2 separate regions of the Homo sapiens genome follow, and region 2 is linked to region 1. The links are chromatin contacts, found by Hi-C or POLR2A ChIA-PET in ENCODE. All regions are on one chromosome and are shown on one strand. The core of a region is the stretch at or near the end of the contact, and the rest is flanking DNA. Distances in the headings are between cores, read along the strand shown. Region 1 overlaps FCHSD2 (FCH and double SH3 domains 2). Region 2 overlaps IUR1 (imatinib upregulated ABL suppressing lncRNA 1).

The links. Hi-C counts contacts between places; a loop is a spot of excess contacts on that map. ChIA-PET counts read pairs that join two places held with the same protein, here RNA polymerase II (POLR2A). Pooled maps may share reads with other maps.
Region 2: a map of B cell shows a loop between it and region 1 (3-fold over the local background). The contact joins two enhancer-like sites. A Hi-C loop is called at or near these places in 2 of 168 maps with a recorded cell type or tissue (B cell and HepG2), 8 of 37 single-sample maps with no recorded cell type and 4 of 50 pooled maps. POLR2A ChIA-PET finds 5 or more read pairs at or near these places in 3 of 52 experiments (CD4-positive, alpha-beta T cell, HepG2 and activated CD4-positive, alpha-beta T cell).

What each region holds. Positions count from the first base shown.
Region 1 is chr11:73,047,248-73,053,172 of GRCh38, reverse strand. All of the region lies in intron 3 of FCHSD2 (FCH and double SH3 domains 2), which reads left to right. Among named protein-coding and RNA genes, the nearest start is that of FCHSD2, 92 kb to the left of the region's middle. Within about 2 kb of position 3,097, at least 2 of the 41 ENCODE cell types and tissues checked have a DNase peak (open chromatin) inside an H3K27ac peak, as active enhancers do; they include B cell, where a contact is called at or near this core.
Region 2 is chr11:73,174,872-73,180,796 of GRCh38, reverse strand. All of the region lies in intron 1 of IUR1 (imatinib upregulated ABL suppressing lncRNA 1), which reads left to right. Among named protein-coding and RNA genes, the nearest start is that of IUR1, 5.1 kb to the left of the region's middle. RefSeq lists an enhancer at 2,697-2,746. Within about 2 kb of position 3,201, at least 24 of the 41 ENCODE cell types and tissues checked have a DNase peak (open chromatin) inside an H3K27ac peak, as active enhancers do; they include B cell, where a contact is called at or near this core.

The DNA.
Region 1 (5,925 bases), core at 1,848-4,347:
TGGACCAAAAAAAAAAAAAAAAAAAAAGGCTGGGTGCAGTGGCTCACTCCTGTAATCCCAGCACTTTGGGAGGCTGAGGTGGGCAGATCACTTGAGGCCAGGAGTTTGAGACTAGTCTGGCCAACATGGTGAAACCCCATCTTACTAAAAATACAAAAATTAGCTAGGTGTGGTGGCGGGCATCTGTAATCCCAGCTACTTGGGAGGCTGAGGCAGGAGAATCACCTGAACCTAGGAGGCGGTGGTTGCAGTGAGCTGACACCACACCACTGCTCTCCAGTCTGGGCAACAGAGTGAGACTCCATCTCAAAAAGAAAAAAAGAGAAAATTATGGAATATGTCCTAAATATCTGTAGAAACTGATCTTTTCATGCTATTAGCATCTTTTTTTGCCCTTTGATCTTATTGGTCATTGAGAAATACTTGTATCCCTTTCTTACAAGTATGAAGATTATTAAAAATACCGAATATATAAGATGAATAAATCCAATTGTCCAATTCACACCTTTAAAACATTAGGACCAAACTTTTTTATCTTGCAGAAACACTAAGAATTTGTTTCATTGTTTATTTTCGACAGTGTTTCTCCTTGACAACCATGGAACTTCAGTATGTAGTAACAGTAGTGTACAATTAGTTTTCATATCCTCTCTCAGTGAAGAGAGTACTCTCTAATACACTGCATTAGCCTTTAAGTAATTCACAATTACACTATTAATTGTCACTAAACGTACTGTTTAGACAGGTGTCTTTTTTTAAAAAAAAAATTATACCAAGAGTTTCTCAATGATGGAAACAATGCATTGATTTACACTCTGGAGTAAACGGCTTAATCTGGATAACTGCTCCAGAATACTTTCTTGTCATTACAATTGCACCATCAGAATATACCGTTACACAAAATTTAAACTCAAATCATGTTTATTGACTTATAATTTTTCATAGATTTGTACAGTTTAGAAATCGTTATGTTTGGCAGTGAAGCAGAAAAATAATTCTTCCTTCACAGCACCATCATGTTCAGATCACATATATACCAAAGGAAATGCCATACTATCTTTGCATTTATTAAGTTTCAATTAAAAACATGTCACTAAATTTCTTTGTTCTGTGAATTGGTCTTCCATGTCATTAACCAGTTCCTGAATTCATCAGACTATGGTGTCATTGGAAATTGGTTCTTTATTGCAGATTCACTGAATATTTCCAAGCAAACATCTTTGGTGGAATTTTTCCCTGATGTCAGTGTGTGTGGGGTGTGTGTGTGTGTGTGTGTGTGTGTGTGTGTGTGTGTGTGTGTGTGTTTATATACCGTGTTAGCATCCTGAAGGTCTATTATATAAAAAGCCTGAAAACACTAATACTTATTTGAAATAGCAGACATTTGCTTCTGTTGGCTTTGCAATTCACTACTATTTATTTCAAATTTTTTTTGTTGTTTTGAATGTCTATATGGTTTTTGCATAAATACTACTTAGGTTTTGAGGGTTTTATTGTTGCATAGCCAGTACATCTCTGCAGATAACCCATAGTGGTTTTAAACTTTGCTGTCAGTCATACTTTTGTGTAAAATAGTATAAAGTCGTTGGTCTTTATTTCTTTGAAATTACTTTCATTGTTGTTTGGTTTACTACCTCTGCCTCATTCAGAGACATTTTATCTTTTTTTGCCAAGGAAAGCCCATTAAACTTTTTCTGTTTGTAAATTAGGTGTAAAAATACCTATTTACTTCCTTAATTTAGCTAAAAATATTAAATTATAAATTATAGGCTGATTAAAATTTAAATGACACAATGACAGATTATGAAAATATGCTTACATTTTCTCAGATTTAAATTTTTTATTTTTTTATTTTTTAGAGCTAGAGTCTTACTCTGTCACCCAATCTGAAGTGCAATAATGCAATCTTGGCTCACCGTAGCCTCAATCCCCTGGGTTCAACTGATTTTCCCTCCTCAGCATGCAACACCACTGGCAGCACCATGTGTGACACCACGTCCTGCTAATTTTTAAAGTTTGGTAGAGACAGGGTCTCACTTTGTTAGCCCAGACTAGTCTTGAACTCTTGGATTCAAGCGATCCTCCCACCTTGGCCTCCCAAAATGTTGGGATTACAGGCATGAGCCACTGTGCCCAGCAAGATTTTTAAAATATTTCCATTATAGATAACAAACTAACTGATGTCAAATTGCTTAAAACTTTCTAAATGCTTACTCTCAATTTCTGTACTTGCCTGTTATGTATCAGTAACAAACAGTTGGAGGACCTTTGTTCTAATCTAGAGACTAATAGAAGGCCATTGTAGCAAGAAGGGGTGTTCTGAGTCTTATATTATTTTTCTTAGAGTAGATATTCTCGGCCTTTGGTAAAACTTAATTATAGTTTTCATTTGCTGTATTTGAGATTCAGTGAGACGGTTTTTTCCTCATGTTAGTGAATGGAGACATAACGTTCAACCAATATAAAGGGACTTTAAGCAGGCAATTTGCAGATGTTCCCATTATCTCCCCATGTGGATATGGAAAGGCTTGTTTAAGGACAGCAGTCTTAGTTTATGTCTTATTTGTTCACCTGTTACTGAAAAACCATTGTGGGGGCCTGGGTTCCTATGTCTATTTTCTGATTACTCCAATGTTGTCCCACGAAAGGAACTATTTAAGAGCCTTATATATTCAGCAGCTATAGCTCAAATCCATTGTGATAAAGGTGACCCGTCCCATATATGTTTATAGTAATATTCTTTCTATATGGTTTATAAATGTACATATATGTCTGCATATGATATGTCTCTATATCAATCTAAATACGTCTTTTTCACTTATTTCTACATATTGTTGAATTGCTTAATGACTTTTTATGGAAACTTGGAGCTAGAAGTGGTGTGAAGGTCATATGGTCCAGCCCTCTTTTTAATATAGAGGCTGGCAAACTAGGGCTGTCTGGTCTGACACCTGTTTTTGTAAGTAAAGTTTTGTTAGACCACGGACATACCTATTTGTTTACATATTGTCTATGGCTGCTTTCTCACTACAATAGTATATTAGGGTAGTTGCCCTGGAGATCTTATGGCCTGCAGAGCCAAAAATATTTACTCTCTGGCCTTTTACAGAAAAGTTTACTGACTTCTTATATAGAGAGGCCTGGCAACTTCTACCTGAATTCATTCAGTGACAGTATTTCACTCTCTCTCAAAGCATTCAGCTTATAGTTAGTTTCTATTTATCTTGAGCAAAACTTTTTTAAGAAACCTTCCTTGTACACATGATAGACTTTTAGGAATTTGAAAACAATTTTTTTTTTATGGTCCTTTTGTGCTTTTAATAACCATAATATTGATTTCACAAAATTTTATCCTCTCCTTAAAAAGTTGGTAAGAACGTACCCTCTAAAAATGGTAGCCCTTTAAAATATGCCTTACATAGTATAAAAGAATTATCCAACTCTTCAGGTGTCTCTCTTTCCCCCTTTTTCTTTTTTTTTTTTTTTTTATTATACTCTAAGTTTTAGGGTACATGTGCACATTGTGCAGGTTAGTTACATATGTATACATGTGCCATGCTGGTGCGCTGCACCCACTAACGTGTCATCTAGCATTAGGTATATCTCCCAATGCTATCCCTCCCCCCTCCCCCGACCCCACCACAGTCCCCAGAGTGTGATAAAAACAATTTTTATACTTCTTATCTCTTTCTAGTAGTCTACATCCCATTCCCAGTCTTTCCAATCATAAAAATTTGTAGTTTATTTAGTTCACACTTGAACGTCCTATGAAACTGTTTTAAACCTTTTACCTATCTTGTTTCTTGTCATTATTCTTAAGCCATTGATACAGAAATCAGAACCAAATTTAATATTGTTGTGGGTATGAGACAGTTTCTGTCATGTTTTAATTTTTTCCTTAAAGTTTTACTATGTACTTCATATATACTGGGCACTCAACTGTGTTATTATTACTTTAAATATGTGCTAAGTGGCATTATTTTTTAAACAGTGATATCACATTAAAGGTTCTTAATGAGCTCAAACTCAAAAACCACTACGTCTTTTTACATATCTTGCTATTAAATCAGATCTTCACCATCCTACGCTGAACCCATGGCAGGACTTTTTACTCCTTTGAGATTCTATTGTATTAGGTTTATTCCACTGTGTCAGTATGTTGAGAAGTTTTAGCATCTTGATTCTGTTATTTAAATATTTACTGTTCTTCATAGCTCTTTGTCATGTGAGAATTTGATAGCAATGAGTTACTCGATCAACATCTTGCTATGTTTGTGTGGTCGTTATTGAATCCAAGTGAAATTGTTCTGGGAATTTTTCTTAGAGTTTATGGTAGATTGAATTATTGCTCAGCAAATATTCATTCCCCACCCTTTCTCTTGAGGTGAACTATACATACATCCCTGTCTTACTGATTTTAGACTTGGTCATACGGCTTGCTTGGACTAGTAGAATGGAGATGGAATTGACTGTAAAGCCATTTCTAAAATGAGGCTTTAAGAGGCATGGCAAGTTATTTCCAGCTTTTTCGTACTTCCGGCACTTACTGTAAGAAGAACTTGCCCCAGGTAACTACTTCAGATGGGGTCCCAGAATGAAAGATATGTGAAGGATACCTGAACTTGACCCTGCAACCTGAAGCAGAGATGCTCTAGCCAACCTGCAGATTCATGAGCAGAAGTTAGCATTTATTGTTTTAATCCATTTCCACTTTTTGAGTTGTTACAGAGTATTGATTCAGCAATAGCTGGTCCATACACAGCTAACCAAGCCATTCTGTTTTGCAGGAATTATCTCTGAAATGCCTAGTACCTGTAAATAACAAGCCAGTACTAGACTATCATGAACCTTGGCTTAAGGGAGATCAGAGGTAACTTTTGGGTCCCATATGTGTGTCGGTACATGGCATGAGCTGAGGGATGCCGCTGAAGAAAGGAACTACAGTTGGCTAAACAGGATATACAGAAATATCCTGCTGCTCTAGCTATGCCTCAAATGCTTTGGGTCAGATTTTTACTTTTTGCAGTTTGATATGCTAACATTGTCAAGTTTTTCTATTACTTTCTGTTCTGTTTTCTTGTTCCTCCTGTATTTTTTTTTTAACTTCCTGCCTTTTTAGAAATAACTCATGTTTTCACAGTATGTACTACTTAAAGAAACAATATAGAATAAGACCATTAGAGTTCTAATTATGGCTCCACCATTTGTTAACATAATCACTCTACATAAATTACTTAAGCCATTTCCCCCTCTGCATATTGGGATTAATAAATAACTCACAGTTGTTGCTAAGCTTAAATGAGATAACAAAGTCATTAGCTCACCATCATTTGTATATACAGTCATTAGCAAATATTTACTGAGTAAATTCTGAGGGATACAGTGCTTTGCACATTATAAAAAAGTCAATACATTTTATAGCATTTTGATAGTCCTAGACCTAGAAAGTACTTGTTGGGGTCACATTGATGCCAAATGAAAGGAAAAGAGAAGGGGGTTCTAATCCCATTTCTGAAAGAAAGAGCATAAATATTTGCCGTTAGAAATCATGGAACAGTTTTTAGATGTGTTTTATGTTATTTGATAGGTTAATACTTTATTTCAGGATTTCTTTTTGCATTATCCTTGGCAGTGGCTAGGTACTGTCAATGACCAGTATTTTTTGTTCTATCTGGGGATGTGAATCCAAAACAAAGGATAGAATTGCTTGTGCTCTGTTTTTCTCTCAGTTAATTTTTTCAAAATATAATCCCAAGTACAAATCATGCTTTTGAGTATTATAGGGGATCATATTTTTTTCTTATAACCTTGAATAAGATGCAGTAAAAACAGTGAAGCTGACCACTTTTCTTCCCTATCATTTAGGTATGTAGCTTCTACCAGATATTTTGACATCCTGTTTCATAAGAATCTTTTTCTTTAATT
Region 2 (5,925 bases), core at 1,952-4,451, 130 kb before region 1:
CTCCTGATCTCAAGTTATCCACCCGCCTTGGCCTCCCAAATTGCTGGGATTATAGGCATGAGCTACCACACCTGGCCTGGCAATGTATTCTTAGAACACCAAAAGCACAATCAACAACAAGAATGGGGGAAAATATTTGCATATTATGTATTGGATAAGGAATTTGTATCTAAAATATATAAAGCATGGTTATAGGCTGGGGGCTGTGGCTCACACCTGTAATCCCAGCACTTAGGAAGGTCGAGGCAGATGGATCACTTGAGCCCAGGAGGTCAAGGCTGCAGTGAGTGGTGACCATGCCACTGCCCTCCAGCCTGACAGAGCAGAACCCTGTCTCAAAATAAATAAATAAATAAATAGAATAAAAAGAACAAGGATACCAAGAACCAAATGCAATGAAAGAACATTGACTGGATCTTGAATTCCTCCTCCATACTCCCCCAAACTCCCCAAAATAGCTGTAAAATCCATTTTGGGAAAGTTGGGAGATATAGGAATATGGGCTGGATATTAGATGATAGTATGGAATTATTGCTTTTCTTACTATTATGATTGTGGTTATGTATGAAAAATCTTTGGAGCTGCACACCAAGGTGTTGGGGGTCATTCAGTGTCATGGTACCTGTGACTGCTTTCAAATGGGTTCAATTTTTTTTTTTTTTGAGACAGTGTCTCACTCTGTCACTCTGGCTGTAGTGCAGTGGCGTGATCTCAGTTCACTGCAGCCTTGACCTCCCAGGCTCAGGTGATCCTCCTGCCTCAGCCTCCTGCGTAGCTGGGACCATCATGCGCAGCTAATTTTTGTATTTTTAGTAGAGACAGAGATTTGCCACGTTGCCCAGGCTGGTCTTGAACACCTGGGCTCAAGCAATCTGCCTGTCTCAGCCTCCCAAAGTGCTGGGATTACAGGGATGAGCCACCACCGCACCTGGCCCTAGTTCAAATTTTAAAAAATGACAAAGCAATGAATGAAATAAGGCAAAACATTAATCGTTGAGTCTAGAAGAACGTATGGGTGCTCATTTGCTTATTGTATACTTTTTTCCTTTGTATTTGAACATTTTATTTTTTAAAAAATCAGAGGGAGGCTGGGCACAGTGGCTCACGCCTGTAATCCCAGCATTTGAGAGGCTGAGGCAGGTGGATCATTTGAGGTCAGGAGTTTGAGACCAGCCTGGCCAACATGGTGAAACACCGTCTCTACCAAAAATACAAAAACTAGCTGGGCATGGTGGCATGTGCCTGTAATCCCAGCTACCTGGGAGGCTGAGGAAGGAGAATTGCTTGAGCCCGGGAGGTGGAGATTGCGGTGAGCCGAGATCATGCCACTGCACTTCAGTCTGGGTGACTGGGTGAGGTCCTGTCTCAAAAAAAAAACAATCAGAGGGAAACATGAAAAAGCAATCACCTGCTGGGTATACAACAGAGCTTCTCTGGGTTCAGGAAATGTAGAAAGAAGCCTGAAGTTGGGGGGTAGGCAGCCCAGGTGGGGCCAAAATCTGGAGCCCTCAAGCTTCCCCCTAGAAGGAAATATGCCAGGGGGATTGGCAATGGGGAGGAGCCCCTTTACCTGGCCTCAACCCATGCCAGCAAGGTGCAAATAAGTGGCTTTCTATGCATTTTCTCATTTAATCCTCACCACATCCCATGAGTCAGGTACCATTATTATCCCCATCAGTTGAGGAACCTGAGTCTAGAGTTAAATAACTGCTTAAAGATCCTTCTCCAATCTAAGGGCTGGGCCTGGGCTTCTTGGAGGCCAGGGAAGTCATAGGTTTGTGTCCCCTCAGATCAGCCTGTGGGCAGCCCGACCTAGCTCCTGCCCTGGGGGAAGAGGGGAGGCTTTCAGGAATCAGGACCTCCTCTAGGTAACCAGACCCAGAGGGAATGGGGTTGGAGTTTGAGGCAGGGGCTCTGTACCTGCCCAGACATTGAAGGTCAAGAAAGGAGGTAGGTATGGGGCAAGGAAATTCAGACAAGCTGTGTCGGCCACAGGTACCCAGGGTTGTGACTTTTCAGACCTCGTATTCTGGCACTTCTTCTGCTGTCCCCCTCCTCTCCACACCTGTCACCCTCAAGCTTATACACACAAGCTCACTCTTCCATGCCTTCGCATAGTCTGTTCCCTGAGCCTGGAATGCCCACGGCTCACAAGATGAATTACTATCATTCTTCAAGACCCAGTTCCAAGTCCCTGGCTCTGAGCTCCCTTCCCCACCCTACTTTTTTCTATTAGATTACAATTGATTCCTTGAGGGTCCCCAGGCCTGCATAGGACCTGGCCTAGAAGACAGTGAGAGTTACATTGATGGCAATGCCTCTTTTTCTTGACCCTGTGGTACTCAGCGACCCTCCTCGGCCCCGGGCTTTCTGCTGTCACAGCCTCCACATCCTGAGTGGTCACTCTCTGTGGGTCTTCTCCCCTCACATCTGGGGTCACAATTTCTTCTATGTCCCCAGCGCCTAGCATGGGGTGGCTCAGAGGTCCCACAGAGAGCGAAGGTTTGTGGTTGCATCTCTAGCGGGACTCATGTCACACCGACTGGGCACCAGGTGGCACTGTCAGCCCAAGTAAGGGTTGGGGAGCCCCAGGCCCTAAGCCTCTGGCTCTGGTACAGCTTGGCACACACAGATGGGGCGGAGTTGTCAAAGCCCCAAATTCCAGAGCTGCTTCTCCTCACCCCATCCAGTGCGCTTATGCCTGATTTTAAAGCTTAGGATGTCAGGGATGGATTGAGAGTGGGGAGTCTTCAGTCCCCAAATGCAGACAGGAATAGCAACCTTCACGAGGCCACACAGCTGAACCTAGAGAACCCAGATGAGAGGGGTCCAGGTGGGCAAGCGGCCAGCTAAGCACCAGTCATTTCCTCCAGACTCTGCCACAAAGGACTGTGTAATGGGACAGCCCCTTCCCTTCTCCGAGTCTGCATCCTTCTGCCTCATGTTGGTAGCGAGAGCTGAGAAAATGGCCAGAGTGCCGGGTTCTGGTCCTGATTCTGGTTCTCGTGTGCTGCTGTGGCCTGTGCCTACTTCCCTGAGCCTAAGGGATCCTGACTGTTAAATGGGGGCTGGACCCAAGAGCTCTGAGCTGCCAGGACTCCAGGATCCTCACTGGGTAGGAGAGGCCTGTGTGTGGGGCCAGTCAGCATCTTGGCCAAGGACAGGCTGCTCTGGGAGCTGCCAGACGGGAAACATTTTCCGGGAGCCGGAAGGGCTGGCAGAGCCCAGGGCCAGGCTGAGCAACCACAATGGATCCTTGTGTAGAGGTTTAGCTTGGACACACCCACAGGCCCAGCCCCTGGGCTGGGGTGGACCCTGCTTTCTGATCTGCTTCCAGACCCAGCTCCTGAACAACCCAACCTAGGTCTAGAGGCAGGAGCATAGGATGGGCTCATGGTCCAGCTCCAGAGTGATGCTCACAGGCTTGGTGCCAGTGTCTGAATCTCCAGCATCAGCCTTTCTGGAATACTGTTGCCTAAATAACCTTACACAAAACTCAACACCCAGCTCTCCAACCAGAAAGGAGTTCCAAGAGGGCAGGGAGCAAGTCTTCTCCTCAAGCCAACTCAGGGAGCTCGGGACAGACAGTTGGACCAGCCTGGTTTGCTGAAGATCCCTGGCTAGGTGATCCATCTGGGACACCTGGGCTCTAGTCCTGGCAGAGCCTTAGTTTCCTCTTCTGCTCATGGGAGGGAAGGAAGATTGTAATACTTGTTTAAGGGGACACAGACACTGGGGCGGGGGGGCTTCAAAAATATCTACACAACCATCCCCCACACCACCCTGCCTCAGGAAGGACTCCACCCAAACCAATCCAGGTAGACTTGACTCATCCTCCCCTCTTCCTGCTCCTCCTGTAGTCCTGCCTGAGGCTCTGTGCTGCCTCTGAAGCAGCCCTTGGGAAGCCCTTCCAGACACCATGTGGGCTGCACCAGTTTCCCCTTCTCTGGCTCCATGGGCTTGTATTCATTGCTCCTCAGGGAATGGGGTCCTGCTGGCCTAATGCTCACAGTCATCTCAGAAGCTGCTGCTGGAGTCTGTGATTTCACCCGGCTCCCGGGGGGATGCTGCATCAATCACCTCTGTGAGGTCCAGCAAACTGTCCTAAGCATGGAAGGAGATGATGCACATGAAGGCTCTGCACATAAACTCTACCGCACCATGTAAAGCCACTGTACTAGGATGAAGAGCTAATATTTACAAGATGGAATTTAAAAGAGAAATGCAAGACTTTGCACTTGGATGGAACAAAAAAAAAAAGGTTGAGGTCTTAGATGAAAGGAATGCAGTGGGACGTGGCCAGCACAAAGGTAGATTTGATGTCTGGCTGCATTAGCAGAGGCAGAAAGCCTCTGGACTCATCCAAGCCTGCTCTCACACCCTCATGCCTGTCTCCAGAAGCAGCCCCTTCAGCTCTGAGACTGCCTTTTGCACACTGAGCTAAGACCAGCCTCTCGTGACATCCCCATAGTCTCCCTTGAGGCACAAAGGGAGCTGCCCCATGGCCTTGAGATTGCCCTATTCAACTGAGAGGAGAGTGGCTCTGCTTCTTCTCTGCTCTGGGTCTGACACCACCTGGGCAGGGCCTACAGCTCTGAAGCCATGCCTAAGAAAGGGGAACAAAGGTCCACAGAAGAGCCAGTTGGGAAGTCGTGGATTCCTCCACTGGTGGGGCTGACCAGCAGCCTGGGACACCCCTCATGTTAGGGCTGTGAGAGTCTACAAATTTCTAAATTGATCTGAGAATCTGAGGTTCTGAGGCCTGAAACCACTTGGAGGTGAGAAACTCAGCAAGCCAGGAGCCATGCTTTTTGTCCATCAGCTGTTTATTTTGTGTGGCTTTATTGCTGAGTGTGGATCAATAGACTTAAAAAAGGAAGAAAGAGAGAGAGAGAAAAAAAGAAAGAAAGAAAGAGAGAAAGAGAAAAAAAGAAACTTTCAGTGGGAGGCAGGGCTCCGCTGTCCAAGGTCACTTCGGTTTATTTTTGTCACTGGGACAACTGGGAGATTGGGAGCAAGGGCAGTGCCTGGAATTTACTCCTGGTTTCCTCCTCCCTACCATGTCCTTGCATTGTCAGCCCTGGGTCCTAAACCCAACCCAGCCTGGGTAAGAACAAGAGTGCAGGCTGTAGAAGTGGGCAGACCTGGGCCAAAGTTCCTGCATTGCCATCTACCATCTGTGCGGCCTTCGGCAAACTGCTTCGCACTTCTGAATCTTTTTCTCTGATTTGTTAAACATGAGCAAAAACATCTGCCTCCAAGGCTGCTGTGGGGATTAGAAGGAAGATGTGTCACATCAGGGCCCTGGTGCATAATAGGTGCTCAGTAAATGTGAGCTCCTTTCTCCTTGCTCCTTGCTCTTTCTTTTCTTCCTTTCTTTTTTTTTTTTTTTTTTTTGAGACAGAGCCTCGCTCTGTCACCCAGGCTGGAGTGCAGTGGCTCGATCTCGGCTCACTGAAACCTCCGCCTCCCGGGTTCAAGCATTTCTCCCTCCTCAGTCTCCTGAGTAACTAGGACTGCAGGCGCCTGCCATCATACCTGGCTAATTTTTCTATTTTTGTAAAGACGGTTTTTCACCATGTTGGCCAGGCTGGTCTTGAACTCCTGACCTCAGGTGATCTGCCCACCTCAGCCTCCCAAAGTGCTGGGATTACAGGTGTGAGCCACCATGCCCAACCTTCTCCTTGCTCTTTCCTCTTTTTGGGAGACAGTGATGCAGTGAGAAGTCCTGGACTGGGCGGGGGTCAGGACACCTGGGGCTGCTGGGAAGATTTTGCTCCCTGGCTTTGTGACCTAACGCAAGTCCCTGCCCCTCTCTGATGCTTGTTTCATTAGCTGAGAAATAAGGCAGGGGTACCAGATAGTCTCTCTAGGTGCCCTTCCCTTTCACAAGCCCTACATAGGGTACTGTCTGGCTGGGTTTTA